2 separate regions of the Homo sapiens genome follow, and region 2 is linked to region 1. A link is an interaction called in ENCODE POLR2A ChIA-PET data of the cell type or tissue named here. Cell type or tissue: A673. All regions are shown on one strand. Links, peaks and the distances in the headings refer to the core of each region. The heading gives the core; the rest is flanking DNA.

Evidence for each region. ChIA-PET counts read pairs that join two places held together with the same protein. Peaks named below come from ENCODE experiments on the same cell type or tissue, not always from the same donor. Only the 100,000 strongest peaks of a DNase experiment are listed, where the experiment ranks them.
Region 2: POLR2A ChIA-PET joins it to region 1 with 14 read pairs; 4 of 35 experiments call an interaction of 5 or more read pairs at or near these places.

What each region holds. Positions count from the first base shown.
Region 1 is chr19:12,941,800-12,949,107 of GRCh38, reverse strand. CALR (calreticulin) reads right to left here. Exons shown (of 9, transcript NM_004343.4): 8 at 5,479-5,571; 9 at 4,619-5,395. The coding sequence ends at 5,195. RAD23A (RAD23 nucleotide excision repair protein A) reads right to left here and starts at 3,246. Exons shown (of 9, transcript NM_005053.4): 1 at 3,088-3,246; 2 at 1,099-1,260; 3 at 750-931; 4 at 556-611; 5 at 295-422; 6 at 1-27. The coding sequence starts at 3,159. RefSeq lists enhancers at 630-1,829, 3,145-3,364, 2,776-3,468 and silencers at 2,459-2,753, 2,725-2,784, 2,805-2,994, 3,005-3,084. In A673, for the core only: no CTCF peak of the experiment used is centred there; DNase peaks (open chromatin) are centred at 2,847 and 3,347; H3K4me3 peaks cover 1,892 bases; H3K27ac peaks cover 4,364 bases.
Region 2 is chr19:12,699,467-12,706,774 of GRCh38, reverse strand. It overlaps TNPO2 (transportin 2), which reads left to right. Exons shown (of 26, transcript NM_001382241.1): 14 at 1-205; 15 at 408-579; 16 at 1,007-1,093; 17 at 1,176-1,283; 18 at 1,377-1,535; 19 at 2,974-3,061; 20 at 3,249-3,347; 21 at 3,857-3,952; 22 at 4,598-4,703; 23 at 4,924-5,023; 24 at 5,103-5,177; 25 at 5,322-5,449; 26 at 5,532-7,308. The coding sequence ends at 5,429. SNORD135 (small nucleolar RNA, C/D box 135) reads left to right here and starts at 3,104; the gene lies at 3,104-3,178. SNORD41 (small nucleolar RNA, C/D box 41) reads left to right here and starts at 257; the gene lies at 257-326. RefSeq lists enhancers at 2,722-3,330, 3,331-3,940, 4,551-5,160, 4,438-5,637. In A673, for the core only: no CTCF peak of the experiment used is centred there; a DNase peak (open chromatin) is centred at 3,494.

The DNA.
Region 1 (7,308 bases), core at 993-5,992:
TTCCGGCTCGGGGCTCCCAGGAATTCCCTGTCAGGGGTCCTGTTTAGTTCTAATGCACAGACCTCCTGCTGCCACCCTCCTCCATGCCCTGGCAGGACACAGATGAGGCCTCGGCCCTGCCCTCCAGAGGCCCACCCATCACTCACATCCAGCCTCCTGTGGGAAGCCTTTAGTGGCTAGAATCACTACCCAAAGGCTTTTCAGGGCAGGTTTTGCCTTCCCAACCGCCCATCAGGGCAGTGACGCCCGGGTACTCCCTCAAGGCCTCCCCGGGAGGCGGAAGCCCCACCTCACCGTGAGCAGATACTCCACGGCTCGGTGGGGGTTGTTGTAGCTGGCTCTCAGGGCGGCCACGACCCGCTCTCGCTCATAGCCCATGGACATGATCTCCGTCAGCATCGTCTCATACTCAGAGCCCGTCACTGTGGAGGAAGCAGCAAAGCCTAGGTCACCAGGAAGAGGAAAGGGCAGCTCCCAGGCCCTCCCGCACCCAGACAAGGCCCAGCTGATGGCTGGGGCACCCAGTCACCTCTGCCCTGGGGACCACCCACCCACCTAGCGTGGAGGCCGCGTCTTCCTCTCGCCCGCTGCTACCTGAAGAGGGAACAGAGCTGCAAATTCAAGAGAGAGAAATCGGACCCTGGCTTCTGGCGGCTTGCCCTCCCTCCAGGTGTGTGGGACCACTTATGTGGACGCTGGAATGTGCTAGGAGGACAGGGCCCAAGCTGGGACTGCTGCCCCCGCCTTACCCTGACACAGACTCTGGGGACGTCGTGGGGGCGGATTCCTCTGATGGGCTCTTGTCCTCTCTGGCGGCAGGTGGGGGATGGGACATGCCTGAGGTGGGGGCAGGCGGGAAGGATGTAGAGGACTCTGGGGCAGCTGTGGGTGAGGCCTCTGGGGGTGCTGAGGTACCCTGGCCGGCTTTGGTCTGCAACAGCAAGAAAAAGGGAGCTGGCATCAGCAACCCTATCAGACCCAACAACCCGCTCCGCTGTGGCCCCGCCCTGTTCACAGCTAATCTCTCCTGGGCACACAGGCTCTTTGCCAGCTCCCCAGCTCGTCCACCCACCCTCCCAGCCAGCACACGTCACCCACCTTGGTCACCATGACGACCACAAAGTTCTTCTCATCGATGCGATAGTCCCTGATAGGGACATCGTCACTCAAGATCTTGCCGGCATAGATGAGTTTCTGTCCAGCCACGGGGAAGGCATCACGACCCTTCTCAGCTTCTATCTTCTCCTTTAGCACCTTCACCTAGAGGGAGTGGTACAGACAGTCACTGGAGACCCCAAGATTCTCTTTTCCCTTCTAGTTTAGGACAGAGAAACTGCCAGCCCTGATGGCAGAAAGGCAAGCACGCTGGGTTTTTTAAGCTTTCTCAGCATCTAAAGCATGCTAGATTTGAATTCATTCAATCATCATGCCATTCAACACAGTATTTACTTATACTAAACACCCATTATGTGCCAGGTGCTGTTTTAGACACAGAGGCCACAGCACAGAACAAACTCAACACAAGTAAGTCCCTGCTCTCAATGAGAGAACACTAATGTGAAGAAAATGTAATTTCGGGTAGTATAAAGTATAATTAACAGAATAAAGGGGACAGTCCCCCACTCTACACTCTACCTTGGACAATAAGTGACTAATAGTTAATAGTGATATTTTTTAATTTTAAGAGGCAGGATCTCGCTGCCGCCCATGCTGGATTGATGTGGCACGATCATCGCTGACTGCAGCCTCAAACTCCTGGGCTCAACTGGTACTCTTGTCCAGCCTTGGGAGTAGCTAGGACTAAAGGTACACACCACCACTCCAGACTAATTAAAAATAATTTTTTTTTGTAGATAAGAGTCTCCCTATGTTAGACTGGCTGGTCTCAAACTCCTGGCCTCAAGCAATCCTCCTGCCTCTGCCTCCCAAATCATCAGGATTAGAGGCATGAGCCACCGTGCCTGGCCAATAGTGCTACTGTAAATGTATATGTGTCATACCTTTTAAGTTTCCTATGAAATACGTTTAATTGGTCTCATTTTATTTATTGATTTTTGTTTCTTTTTTTTGTAGAGAACGGGGTCTCACTGTGTTGCCAGGATGATCTCGAATTCCTAGGCTCAAGGGCTCCTCTTCCCTCTGCCTCCCTAAGTGCTGGGATTACAGGCGGAAGCCAGCAGGCGACCGGTTCATTTGATATTTGAGAAAACGGAGGCACAGACAGGTAGGCAGGTTAACTTGCCCAAAGCCAAACACTTGAGCGGATCAAAAAATGTGTGTTTCCTTTTCTACAAAAAGTGGACTTCAATGTCTCCCTCACTATGCAAAAAGCGCCAAGTACCCAATAGACATTCAGTATGTTTGAATTAGGTCCTAATTCTACTTTTGACTAAAAAGGCAGCATAATATTTATATCGTGGACGCTCACACGAGGCAGAACCGAATTTGAATCCCAGCTCTGCCATTACTTGTGTGTGACTGTGGCAAAGTTCCTCAATCCCTAGGTTTCCACATCTGTAAAATGATCAGAGGTCCCCAATGACAAGCCCGTTTTGCAGAGCGGTAAAACAACACTACAACACTCGGTGACTGATAAAAAGTAAACGGCCAACAAACACGGACCACCAAAATTATAAAGACTGAGACCCGTTTATTATCATTAACATCGTTGTTGTCGTCACTACTCAGTATCTCCTGGTCATTACTCCTAGATTCGACCACCAGTGTCCCAAGGAGACGCCTGCAAAGCTGGGAACGTGGAGCCCAGTCTTGGAGAGCTTGGCCTGCCCAGGAATCCGAGCTTGTGACTCCCGCGCCCCGCGAGAGCGCTGACATTGGAGCCGGGGCCTGGCCAGCGCCCCGGGGGTGGGGCCTCGCCCGGAGACCGGCGCAGGAGCGCCGCCCGATCGGCTGGGGGCTGGGCCAAAGACCATCGGGGGGTCCAGGAAAGTCGGGCAGGTCGGGGGTCTGGGCAGGGCCGACCCGCGCCGTCCTCCCTGCCCCTCCCGTTGGGATTCTAGCCTCCCCGCCCCCACCCCACCCCCGAAACCCGTCGCTCCCGCCCCCGGGCTCCGGCCCGGCCCGCACCGTCTCGTCAGGCTCCATGCGGATCTTGAAGGTCTGCTGCTGCAGCGTTTTGAGCGTGATGGTGACGGCCATGGCGGGGCCCGAGCGACGCGGCGGCCCCGGGATCCTCACACAACATGCAACTCACGCCGCCGCCATCTTAGCGCCCAGGCGCGCCGCGCCGCGCGCCGACCACTTCCGGGGCAGGCAATGCGCGCGCTGACCACCGGCGCACGTGACCTGCGCACTCCCTCCTTGGCCTTTGTGGGCATGCGCACGAGCGCGTTCTCGAGCGAGGCACGCGCAGACTAAACTCCGCGCTGTGGGCGGGGCTTCTTGCTCGGCCCGCACACGTGGTCTCCTGAGTGACGCCATGCCCGTTATCGGTGACGTCACGGGGCTGCAAAGTGACTCTGGTGTCCCCACTCTCACGCTCAAATGAATTTTTAACAAAGTTTTTATGTACCTGTACTGGTTACAGACATTTGTATTTCTTCTGTAAAAACCTCATTTTGCCTCTTCCAAATGAGAATTTTTTCTTTCAAACAGTCTCTGTCACCCAGGCTGGAGTGCAGTGGCGCGATCTCGGCTCACTGCAGCTTCCGCCTTCCGGGTTCATGCAATTCTCCTGCCTCAGCCTCCCGAGTAACTGGGATTACAGGCACCCCCCACCACGCCCGGATAATTTTTTGTATTGGGTTTCACCGTGTTGGCCAGGCTGGTCTCAAAACTCCTGACCTCAGGTGATCCACCCGCCTCGGCCTCCCAAAGTGCTGGGATTACAGGCGTGAACCACCGTACCCGGCCCCCAAATGAGTTTTATTCTGGTCTGGGTATCCTGGCAGGAACCCTTGTAGAGCAGTCAAAGTGAAAGTTACTCAAAACTAGAAATACCTGAAAGGCCACCAAGCACAGAAAAAAAACCTTAAGTTGGAAGCGGGGGCAAGGTGCCATTTTGTAGCCTCATTCATTCTTTAGGGATCTGGAGTTTTGGAATGAACCTACAATTTTCATTCTTGGGTCTCCGGGCAGGAGTACTTTGTTGTACTATACCTAATCTGACCCCAGAAGTATTTAAAGATGTTAACTTTCAAAGCCTCACTACATTAAATACAGAATTCTCCCTTGGATCTACCAGTCCTGGAGGCATCCCAGAGGGGTTGGGCTGAGCCACAGGACCCCAAAGGAATAGAAGCATGAAAAAGGCCAGTTTAAGGGGCAGGGTGAACCAGATTGAGCCACTGTACGCCAGCCTGGACAACAGAGCGAGAGTCTATCTTAAAAATAAATAAATAAGCAGAACCAAAACTTACCAGTTAGGTTCAAGGATTCAGTAAGTTAGTATGTGGAGTATTTACAGCAGCAACAGCCATTCCCCCGTTGGTTTTGAGGGTTATGGGGTAAATAAGGGTCCCTGGAATCTTGTGGAACACTCAGCAACCTCTCTAGCAATAGCTGAAAAAGGAGATATACTGGAAACCCCCCCCCCCCCCAAAAAGACCACTGCTGGGTTTCCTTAAGTCTGTCTTTCCCCAGAAGGAGACACAGGAGGGAGACACAAAATTTAATTTAATAGAAATTTTGTTTGTAGTTCTTACATTCTCAGTGTGAGCCAATCTGGGACCCACTGCCCCACCCAGAAGTGGCCCAGTCCTGGGGGCAGGGGAGAAAGGGAGGGGTGAAATGAGAAGAGCCCCGTTCTTCCTCAGTGCTGGGGGGTTGGAGACACCACCCCCTTCTGCTGCCCTCCTCTGGGCTCCAGGAAGGAGAGCAGATGAAATCTCAGGCCTGTGGCTTCTCCACACCACTGCCCCCCAGGTTGGAGGGGAGCTAAGAGATGAGAGAAGGGGACAGAGGCAAGAAAAGATGTTGATCAAGAAAGATGAGAACCAGGGGTGAGGGCTGAAGGAGAATCAAAGATAAAATACCAGTTTAAAAAAAAAAAAAAAAAAGGGCGGGGAGGGGGTGGGGGAGAGTGGAGGAGGGGAACAAAACCAAAATCCACCCCAAATCCGAACCAGCCTGGAAAAAAATGAAAGTTCTCGAGTCTCACAGAGACATTATTTGGCGCGGCCAGCTCTGCGGCAGGAGCGCTCAGGCCTCAGTCCAGCCCTGGAGGCAGGCCTCTCTACAGCTCGTCCTTGGCCTGGCCGGGGACATCTTCCTCCTCATCTTCCTCCTTGTCCTCCTCATCCTCCTCATCCTCATCTTTGTCCTCATCATCCTCCTTGTCCTCTGCCTCCTCCTCCTCTTTGCGTTTCTTGTCTTCTTCCTCCTCCTTAAGCCTCTGCTCCTCGTCCTGTTTGTCCTTCATTTGTTTCTCTGCTGCCTGCAGGCAGAGCACACACCTCAGGGCCTTGCCCCCTGCCAGCCCTGCCCGCCCCCGACATCAGGACCAGGACCAGGCCTCACCTTTGTTACGCCCCACGTCTCGTTGCCAAACTCCTCAGCGTATGCCTCATCGTTGGTGATGAGGAAGTTGTCAAAGATGGTGCCAGACTTGACCTGGAGGATGAATGGGAAGGATGGTCAGAGGTGATACCCGATAGCCCTTGCTTTGGACAGGGTTTCCACCTGTGTTCCTATAACCACTATATTCTGCTGCCTGCATCTGCAGAGAAGACAAGGAACACCGCTGACACTGCAGTTAAAAAGATGGAGAGGCCAGGTGAGGTGGATCACGCCTGTAATCCTCGCCCAGAGGCCAAGGTGGGCGGATCACGAGGTCAGGAGATCGAGACCACCCTGGCTAACACGGTGAAACCCCGTCTCTACTAAAAATACAAAAAATCAGCCAGGCGTGGTGGCAAGTGCCTGTAGTCCCAGCTATTTGGGAGGCTGAGACAGGAGAATGATGTGAACCCAGGAGGCGGAGCTTGCAGTGAGCCAAGATCGTGCCACTGCACTCCAGCCTGGGTGACAGAGTGAGACTCCATCTCCAAAAAAAAAAAAAAAAAAAAAAAAGATGGAAAGATGGAGAGACAGCCAGGGACGGGACGGGCTCATGCCTGTAATCCCAGCACTTTGGGAGGTCATGGCGAACGGATCACTTGAGGCCAGGAGTTCGAGACCAACCTGGGCAACATAGTGAAACTCTGTCTCTACTAAAAAAAATTAGCCCGGGGTCTGTGATGGCGCATCCCTGTAATCCCAGCTACTCAGGAGGCCGAGGCAGGAGAATCGCTTGAATCTGGGATGCAGAGGTTGTGGTGAGCCGCCGAGATTGCATCATTGCACTCCAGCCTGGGCAACAAGAGTGAAATTCCATCTCAAAAAAAAAAAAGCCCAGCGTCGTGGCGCATGCCTGTAATTCCAGCTGCTCGAGAGGATGAGGCATGAGAATCACTTGAACCTGGAAGGCAGAGGCTGCAGTGAGCCGAGATCAAGCCACTGCACTCCAACCTGGGTGACAGAGCAAGACTCTGTCTTAAAAAAAAAAAAAAAAAAAGATGGAGAGACTCAGGTGCTGTACTGCCCAGGTTCAAACCCCAGCTTTGTGGTTTCCTACCCCCATGACCTTGGGCCACTGACTTCAGTTCTCTGCACCTGTTTCTTGTTTCTCACTCTCTTATTCAGGTATTTTTCAGGTACCTACTACATGCCAGAACTGTCTTGGGCACAGAAGGTATTTCAGTGACCAAAACAGACAAAAATTCAGTCCCAGCATTTTTTTTTTTTTTTGGGACAGAGTCTCGCTATCACCCAGGCTGGAGTGCAATGGCATGATCTCAGCTCACTGCAAGCTCCGCCTCCCGGGTTCACGTCATCCTTTTGCCTCAGCCTCCCGAGTAGCTGGGACTACAGGCGCCCACCACCACACCTGGCAAATTTTTTGTATTTTTACTAGAGATGGGGTTTCATTCACCATGTTAGCCAGGATGGTCTCCATCTCCTGACCTTGTGATCCACCCGCCTTGGCCTCCCAAAGTGCTGGGATTACAGGTGTGAGCCACTGTGTCCGGCCAAGTCCCAACTTTTTTTGAGAGGGTCTCACTCTGTCACCGAGGCTGGAGTGCAGTGACATAATCATGGCTCACTGCAGCCTCGATGCCCCAGGCTCAAGTGATCATCCTTCTTCCTTGGTAGTTGGGACTACAGGTATGCATGACATCTCGCCAATTTTTAAAGTTTTTGTAGAGGCTAGGCATGGTGGCTAACCCTTGTAATCCCAGCACTTTGGGAGGCCGAGGCGGGCAGATGACCTGAGGCCAGGAGTTCGAGACCAACCTGGGCAACATGAAG
Region 2 (7,308 bases), core at 1,319-6,318, 240 kb after region 1:
CCTACCTGCCTGAGCTGATCCCGCACCTGATCCAGTGCCTGTCGGATAAGAAGGCCTTGGTCCGCTCCATCGCCTGCTGGACGCTGAGCCGCTATGCCCACTGGGTGGTCAGCCAGCCACCCGACATGCACCTCAAGCCCCTGATGACAGAGCTGCTCAAACGCATCCTGGATGGCAACAAGAGGGTACAGGAGGCGGCCTGCAGGTGACCCTGGACCCCTGATCCCACAGCCCCCACTCTCCCCCGGCCACCCTCTGGGAAGTGATGACACCTGTGACTGTTGATGTGGAACTGATTTATCGCGTATTCGTACTGGCTGATCCTGAGTTGCCCTCCCCAACTGCCCATGGCCCAGTGTCACCTGCCATGGTCCACTGAGCCCCCGCTTCATCCTCCCTCCCACCAGTGCTTTTGCCACCCTGGAGGAAGAGGCCTGCACGGAGCTGGTGCCCTACCTCAGCTACATCCTGGACACCCTTGTCTTTGCCTTTGGGAAATACCAGCACAAGAACCTGCTCATCCTCTATGACGCCATTGGCACCCTGGCCGACTCTGTAGGCCACCACCTCAACCAGCCGGTGAGACCCCAGAGCGGCTCCCGCCTCCCGATCCCCGTGCCCCTGGGCATCCAGTGACCTGGTGGCAACCCCGTGTTGCACGCCAGGGACGTGGCCGTGACCTCGACAGGCAGACAGACAGACCCGGCCCCGCCCTCGCCCTGCTCCCAGTCTAGTGGGGGAGAAAGACAGTTATGAGACAGCGTGGTAAGTGCTGTGCTTCGGGAACCAGGAGGTGGTAACCCAGGCTCCCGGGGGGTGGGGTGGGGCGGGCGGTGCTTGGACAGGTGAGAAGAATGAAGGCCTCGAGGTCTGGCCAGATGGCAGGCCTTTCAGGGTCCCATGAGCCACGGTGAGGCGCTCAGGCCTCATCACTCGGGCAACAGGTACCTGAGTCACAGTCTGCCACCCCGACCCAGGGAGCGCCCATTTCGTGCTCCCTCTCCAGGAATACATCCAGAAGCTGATGCCCCCACTGATCCAGAAGTGGAATGAGCTCAAGGACGAAGACAAGGACCTCTTCCCCCTGCTGGAGGTGAGTGGGCTCCTGCCCCTCACCCGAAACCCATCCTGCCCACCCTGCCTGAGTTCTCCCCACCTGCCTTCCTCCCTGCCAGTGTCTGTCATCGGTGGCCACCGCCCTGCAGAGTGGCTTCCTGCCTTACTGTGAGCCCGTCTACCAGCGCTGTGTCACCCTGGTGCAGAAGACACTGGCTCAGGCCATGGTGAGCAACCCTAGGCCCGTCACCTGTGCTTCTGCATTGGCCTGCCTCGGGCCTGCTCCACTTACCCGTGCCCCTGTCGGCATCTGTGTCTAGATGTACACCCAGCACCCTGAGCAGTATGAGGCTCCCGACAAGGACTTCATGATCGTAGCACTGGATCTGCTCAGCGGCCTGGCCGAGGGCCTGGGTGGTCACGTGGAGCAGCTGGTGGCCCGCAGCAACATCATGACATTGCTGTTCCAGTGCATGCAGGTGGGTGGGGACCCTGGACAGTGATGACACCCAGCAGCCTGCGTGGGCTGCCCCTGGTGGGGAGTCAGGGCCTGGTTGTGCCCAAAGGAAATCAGGGAAAAGGTGCTGTTCTAATTATTTTAAAGAGTAATCCTGGAGGCCGAGGCAGGATTGCTTGAGCCCAGGAGTTTGAGACCAGCCTGGGCAACATAGTGAAACCCCAGTTCTAAAATTAAAAAAAAAAATTTTTTTTAAAGCAAACAGTATTGAAAATAGAAAATGTGAGGCCAGGTGCTCACGCCTATAATCCAGCACTTTGGGAGGCTGTGGCAGGTGAATCACTTGAGGTCAGGAGTTTGAGAGCAGCTTGGCCAACACGGTGAAATCCTGTCTCTACGAAAAATACAAAAATTAGCCAGGCATGGTGGTAGGCGCCTGTAATCCCAGCTACTTGGAAGGCTGAGGCAGGAGAATTGCTTGAACCCAGGAGGCAGAGGTTGCAGTGAGCTGAGATCATGCCACTGCACTCCAGCCTGGGCAATAAACTGAGACTCTGTCTTCAAAAAAAAAGAAAGAAAAGAAAATAGAAAATGTGAAAGCCCAAGTCCCTGCCCCAGCACAGTTGGCTCTCTGTATCTGTGGGTTCTACATCCCAAGATTCAAGTAACCTCAGATTGAAAATACTCAGAGGAAAAATTACATCTGTACTGAACGCATACAGAAGTTTGTTCTTGTTATTATTCCCTAAACAATACAGTATAACAACTATTCCCATACTGTTGACATTGTATTAGATATAAGTGATTTAGAGATGATGCTAAGTGTACAGGAGAATGTGCATAGGTGCATATGCAAACACTATGCCCCCCCCACCGCCCCCCACCTGTTTTTTGAGACAGAGTCTCACTCTGTCACCCAGGCTGGAGTGCAATGGTGTGATCTCGGCTCACTGCAACCTTCACCTCCAGGGTTCAAGCAGTTCTCCTGCCTTAGCCTCTCAAGAAGCTGGGACTACAGGCGTGTCCCACTATGCCTGGCTAATTTTATTGTATTTTTAGTAAAGACAGGGTTTTGCCATGTTGGCCAGGCTGGTCTCAAACTCCTGACCTCAAGTGATCTGCCTGCCTCGGCCTGCCAAAGTGCTGGAGATTACAGGCATGAACCACTGCGCCTGGCCCTAACACTGTGCCACTTTATATCAAGGACTTGCACATCCGTGGATTTTTATATCTGCAGGGACCTGGAAAGAATCCCCCACGGACACTGAGGGATGACCGTTGGGGCACTGCCATCTCCCATTTGCAGATGTGGGCTGGAGGCTAGGGAGGTTAAGGAACAGCTAGGAGCTCTAGAACTGGAAAGTGGCAGAGGCTGGACATGCACCAGGGACTGTGCCCCCTGAGCTGTCCTGGTTAGAAGGAGGGGAGCCTAGCCACACTGATCTTACTTGAATCCCCAGGACTCGATGCCTGAGGTCCGGCAGAGCTCCTTTGCCCTCCTGGGAGACCTCACCAAAGCCTGCTTCATCCATGTCAAGCCCTGTATCGGTACGACACTCGCCTTGTCCCTAACCCATGACCCCAGCCCCGGCCTCAAGTGATGGAGAGCAATACCCGGGGATGACTGTGACCACATTGGGATGTATTCGTACTGTCTGATGGGGCCTGCTGGACTAGGTCCTGCAGCTTACCCTGGCTGGCCCTCCTTCTCAGCACCCCTGTTTCTCCCCACCAGCCGAGTTCATGCCCATTCTGGGCACCAACCTGAACCCAGAGTTCATCTCCGTCTGCAACAACGCCACCTGGGCCATTGGTGAAATCTGCATGCAGATGGGTGAGTGCCCTGCAAGTGGCAACACGCGCCCCCCATTAGCCTGTTCTCAACCTGGGGGCGGGAGCCTAGCTCTGACTGACAGCTTCCTTCAAGGCAAGTCTCTTGGGGGTCGTCAGGGGTGGAGCCAAGCAGAAAGGTCATTTGTGATTGGCTTCTCTAAAGAGGAGGGATAGGAGGGCTGTTCTGATTGGACCGTTTTGTGTAGTTGGCTAAAAGACTCATTCGGATTGGTTGGGTGACTTTGGCTTTTTTTTTCCTTTGACTTGGGCAGCGTGTTGTCACCTTAGCGACTCCAGAGAAGCCTCTGTTGTTTGGAGGGTGTGGGTCTGTCCCTGGTTGGCCAGGGATTCTGGGTGGGGATTAGCCGGAGAAGGTCTTTTGTTTCCTCACTGGTAGTGGTTGGCCAGTCTCTAGTTGGAACTGGGGCGAGTAGTGAGTGAGGTGGGGCGGCCCCCTGGCCCCTGTGGGTGGCGGGGGCTGTGCAGGGCTCTGACTGGGTGCTCCCCCAGGGGCAGAGATGCAGCCTTATGTGCAGATGGTCCTCAACAACCTGGTGGAAATCATTAACCGACCCAACACACCCAAGACACTGCTGGAAAACACAGGTGGGCACCTGGCCCGGCTGCTGCCTGCACCCCTGCCTGCCTTCTGGAGGTGGGGTTCTGGGCTGGGAAGGGCATCAGAAAGAGCCTTGTCAAGGAACCAAGGAGGGTGTCTGGAAGTACCTGGAAGGGGTCACTGGGAGAAGCCCCAAGAAAGATGCAGCCTCAGGCTGGGTGCAGTGGCTCATGCCTGTAATCTCAGCACTTTGGGAGGCAGATCACCTGAAGTCAGGAGTTCGAGACCAGCCTGGCCAACATGGTGAAACCCCATCTCTACTAAAAAATACAAAAATTAGCCGGGGGTAATGGCACGTGCCTGCAATCCCAGCTACTCGGGAGGCTGAGGCAGGTTGCAATGAGCCAAGATCATGCCACTGCACTCCAGCCTGGGCAACAGAGCAAGACTCCATCTCAAAAACAAAACAAAACAAAAAAAAACAAAAAGGAAAGGGAAAGGAAAGAAAGAAAGATAGATGCAGAGAGACCTGGGAAGTGACTCAGGTGTGATGAGGAGGACCCCTGGCTGGGCCAAGCTTGGGGGACCAGGGTGGCTGCAGTAGCCATTCCCTTGGGGCTCATGGGGCGGGGCTTGGTGCCTTGTGCCAGAGGCCCCGCCACGTACCGTCCCGGGGCCGCTCGGGGTTGCAGGTCGCCTGACGAGTCCCTCTGCCATTCCAGCCATCACCATCGGCCGCTTGGGCTACGTGTGCCCCCAGGAGGTGGCACCCATGCTGCAGCAGTTCATCCGGCCTTGGTGTGTGTCCACGTGTCAAGCCTGCTGTGTGGTGGGCGGGACTGGCCCAACCCCCTCCCTCGCCTGTGCATTTCCAGCCCCATCTGCCTACTGACTCCCTGCCCTGCCCCACCCCCACAGATGCATGTCCCAGGCCCACTCACTGATCCCCAGTGACCCAGCCCTCCACAGATGCATGCCCAGCCTGCCCTCTGACCTCCAGCTGCTCACCTTCCCACAGGTGCACGTCCCTCAGGAACATCAGGGACAACGAGGAGAAGGACTCAGCCTTCCGCGGCATCTGCATGATGATCGGTGTCAACCCGGGGGGCGTTGTGCAGGTTGGGGCAGCTGGGCTCTGAGGGCAGGCGCGGGCGCTGGGCTCGGGCGGCCCCTCACCTGGGATCCGTCACGTTTCAGGACTTTATTTTCTTCTGCGATGCTGTAGCCTCCTGGGTGAGCCCGAAGGATGACCTTCGGGACATGTTTTATAAGGTGAGGCTCTGTCTGGGCCCTGATCTAGTTCCGGGAGCAGGCAGGGGTGAGACCATCTGGTAACAATGGGGCCTGGGGATGGGGGAAGAGGCGCACTCCCCTTGTTCTGCCCCTGCCTACCCCTCACCACCACCCTCCCCACAGATTCTCCACGGCTTCAAAGACCAAGTTGGGGAAGATAACTGGCAGCAGTTCTCTGAGCAATTCCCGCCGCTGCTCAAGGAGAGGCTGGCGGCTTTCTATGGGGTCTAGGTGATCATGGAGACTGCCAGGTAAGGAGACTGCAGCTGGCAAGTCAGCACTGTCTTGGGGGCCGAAAGGTCCCAGGCCATGACCTTCCTCCTCCCCCTGCAGGTTTCTGTCTGCGTCGTCGTCGGAGGGATTACTGGGGAGTGCGCTGCATCCGGAAGTCGCTGTGCCCTGGTTGAGGGGGGTTAGGGAGGAGTGAGTGGGACTCAAATCCAGATGCCTTCCCCGTCCGTCCGTCCGTCCGTCCATCCGTCCACTTGCCCTCCTGGCAGGTGGGTGGGGCCACCATGCTCATCCTACAAACGGGGAGGTGGGGGGGACTTCTGGTGGGCAAGGGCCCCTGGGCTCTAATAGGGTCATCTCTGGCAGCCCACTTGGGCCAGCTACGTGGGAGGGAGGAATTACACAGCTGACCGAATCCGGCTTCGGATGAGGTGAGGGAGGAGCAGGTCAGGAGGGGGGCCCTCGTAGGGACGCGTACACTCACACGGACACACATGGCCACACGCATGTGCGGGTGCCATAACCGGCGAGGCTGGGCCAGCCGCTCCACCATTTCCCCGACTGCATGGAGACAGTAGAATTAGTGAACCCCTGAGTTAACCCGTAAGGCCTTCCGTGTAACCTGCATCTAGAGTTTAAGAAGCTTCTGCTGTTTTGCCGGAATTGGCGGTGACTGGGGAGGGCTGGGTGGGTGGGGGGCCTCAGGCGGGATCTCGGGGCGGGGGGAGGAGGATGGTGACCTTGGGAGTCGCCCTGTCAGCACGCACATGCTTGGGACCCACTCCACACACTCCCTGCCAGCTTTGTTGCAGCCTCAGCTGGTGGTGTCTCCGTCCTTATCCTAGCCTAGCTCGCAGGGTGAGAACCACTGGAGTGGCTGGGGCTGGCCAGAGGTCACCGTTTCTCCTTCCTGTGTGCTCCAGTGGCTTTTGAAGACACTGGGTTGGGACCTTTTTCCTGAAGAGAGCTGGGTGTAGCCAGAGCTACTGGCACCTACCCCGAGCATCTCTCTCTGTAAGCAGCTTCAGGGGCAGTCCGTTTCTCTGTGCTTCTGAAACCCCCTTCTCACGTTTCAGGCCCCAGTTTTAACTCAAGGCCTGGGGCAGGGGCGTTTAATTGATGATGACAGAGGACACAGGTTTTTGCCAGCAAAAAGGAAAACCAAGGCTTGGTGGAAGGGAAAGGTGGTGTGTCCCCTGTTCCCTATTCCATCTCCCTGGGACTTCCTGCTCATCATAGTACCCAGTGAGCCCAGAGATCCTACTAGACTGGGTCAGCAATTCTAGAGAACCTTCCGGAATAGTCTGGGAACATGGTCAAGGTGGAAGGGGCTCCCCTAGAGAGGGTGGGGGTGTAGTTACTTCCCAGTTGGCCAGAAAACTGGGCCTTGCAGACCCCCTTAGCATTTTTTCCCTTTTTTTCCTTCCCTGCTTTCTACTTCTTTGGGGAGCCCCTTGTGTTTTGGAGTCTGACTGGAGTCTCGCATCCTGGGGCCTGCTCCATCCATCCCTCCTGGGCGCCAGACCCTCCATCCAAGCCCTGTGTCTTTCCATAGTCAGGGTCAGGCCCTGCATCTATTCCAAGGGGCACTCAGTACACATTCCATAAATTAGCTGGGTGTCCCTGCACGCCCACCCCATGAAACTCGAGCAGGTCTCTGGAAGCCATTTGTTAAAAAAAAAAAAAAAAGTTTTAAAAATACCTTTTAATTTTCTGGTAATTCCAGTTCTTTGAAGCATCCTCTGCTGGGTCTTGGGGTGTGTGGATGGATTGGCTGTCTGATGGGATTGGTAACCCCTCGCTACTCAAGATGGGGGGATACAAACACCTTCAGGGAAGGGGAGCCTGGTTCTTCTCGTTTTCCTTTTTTTTTTTTTTT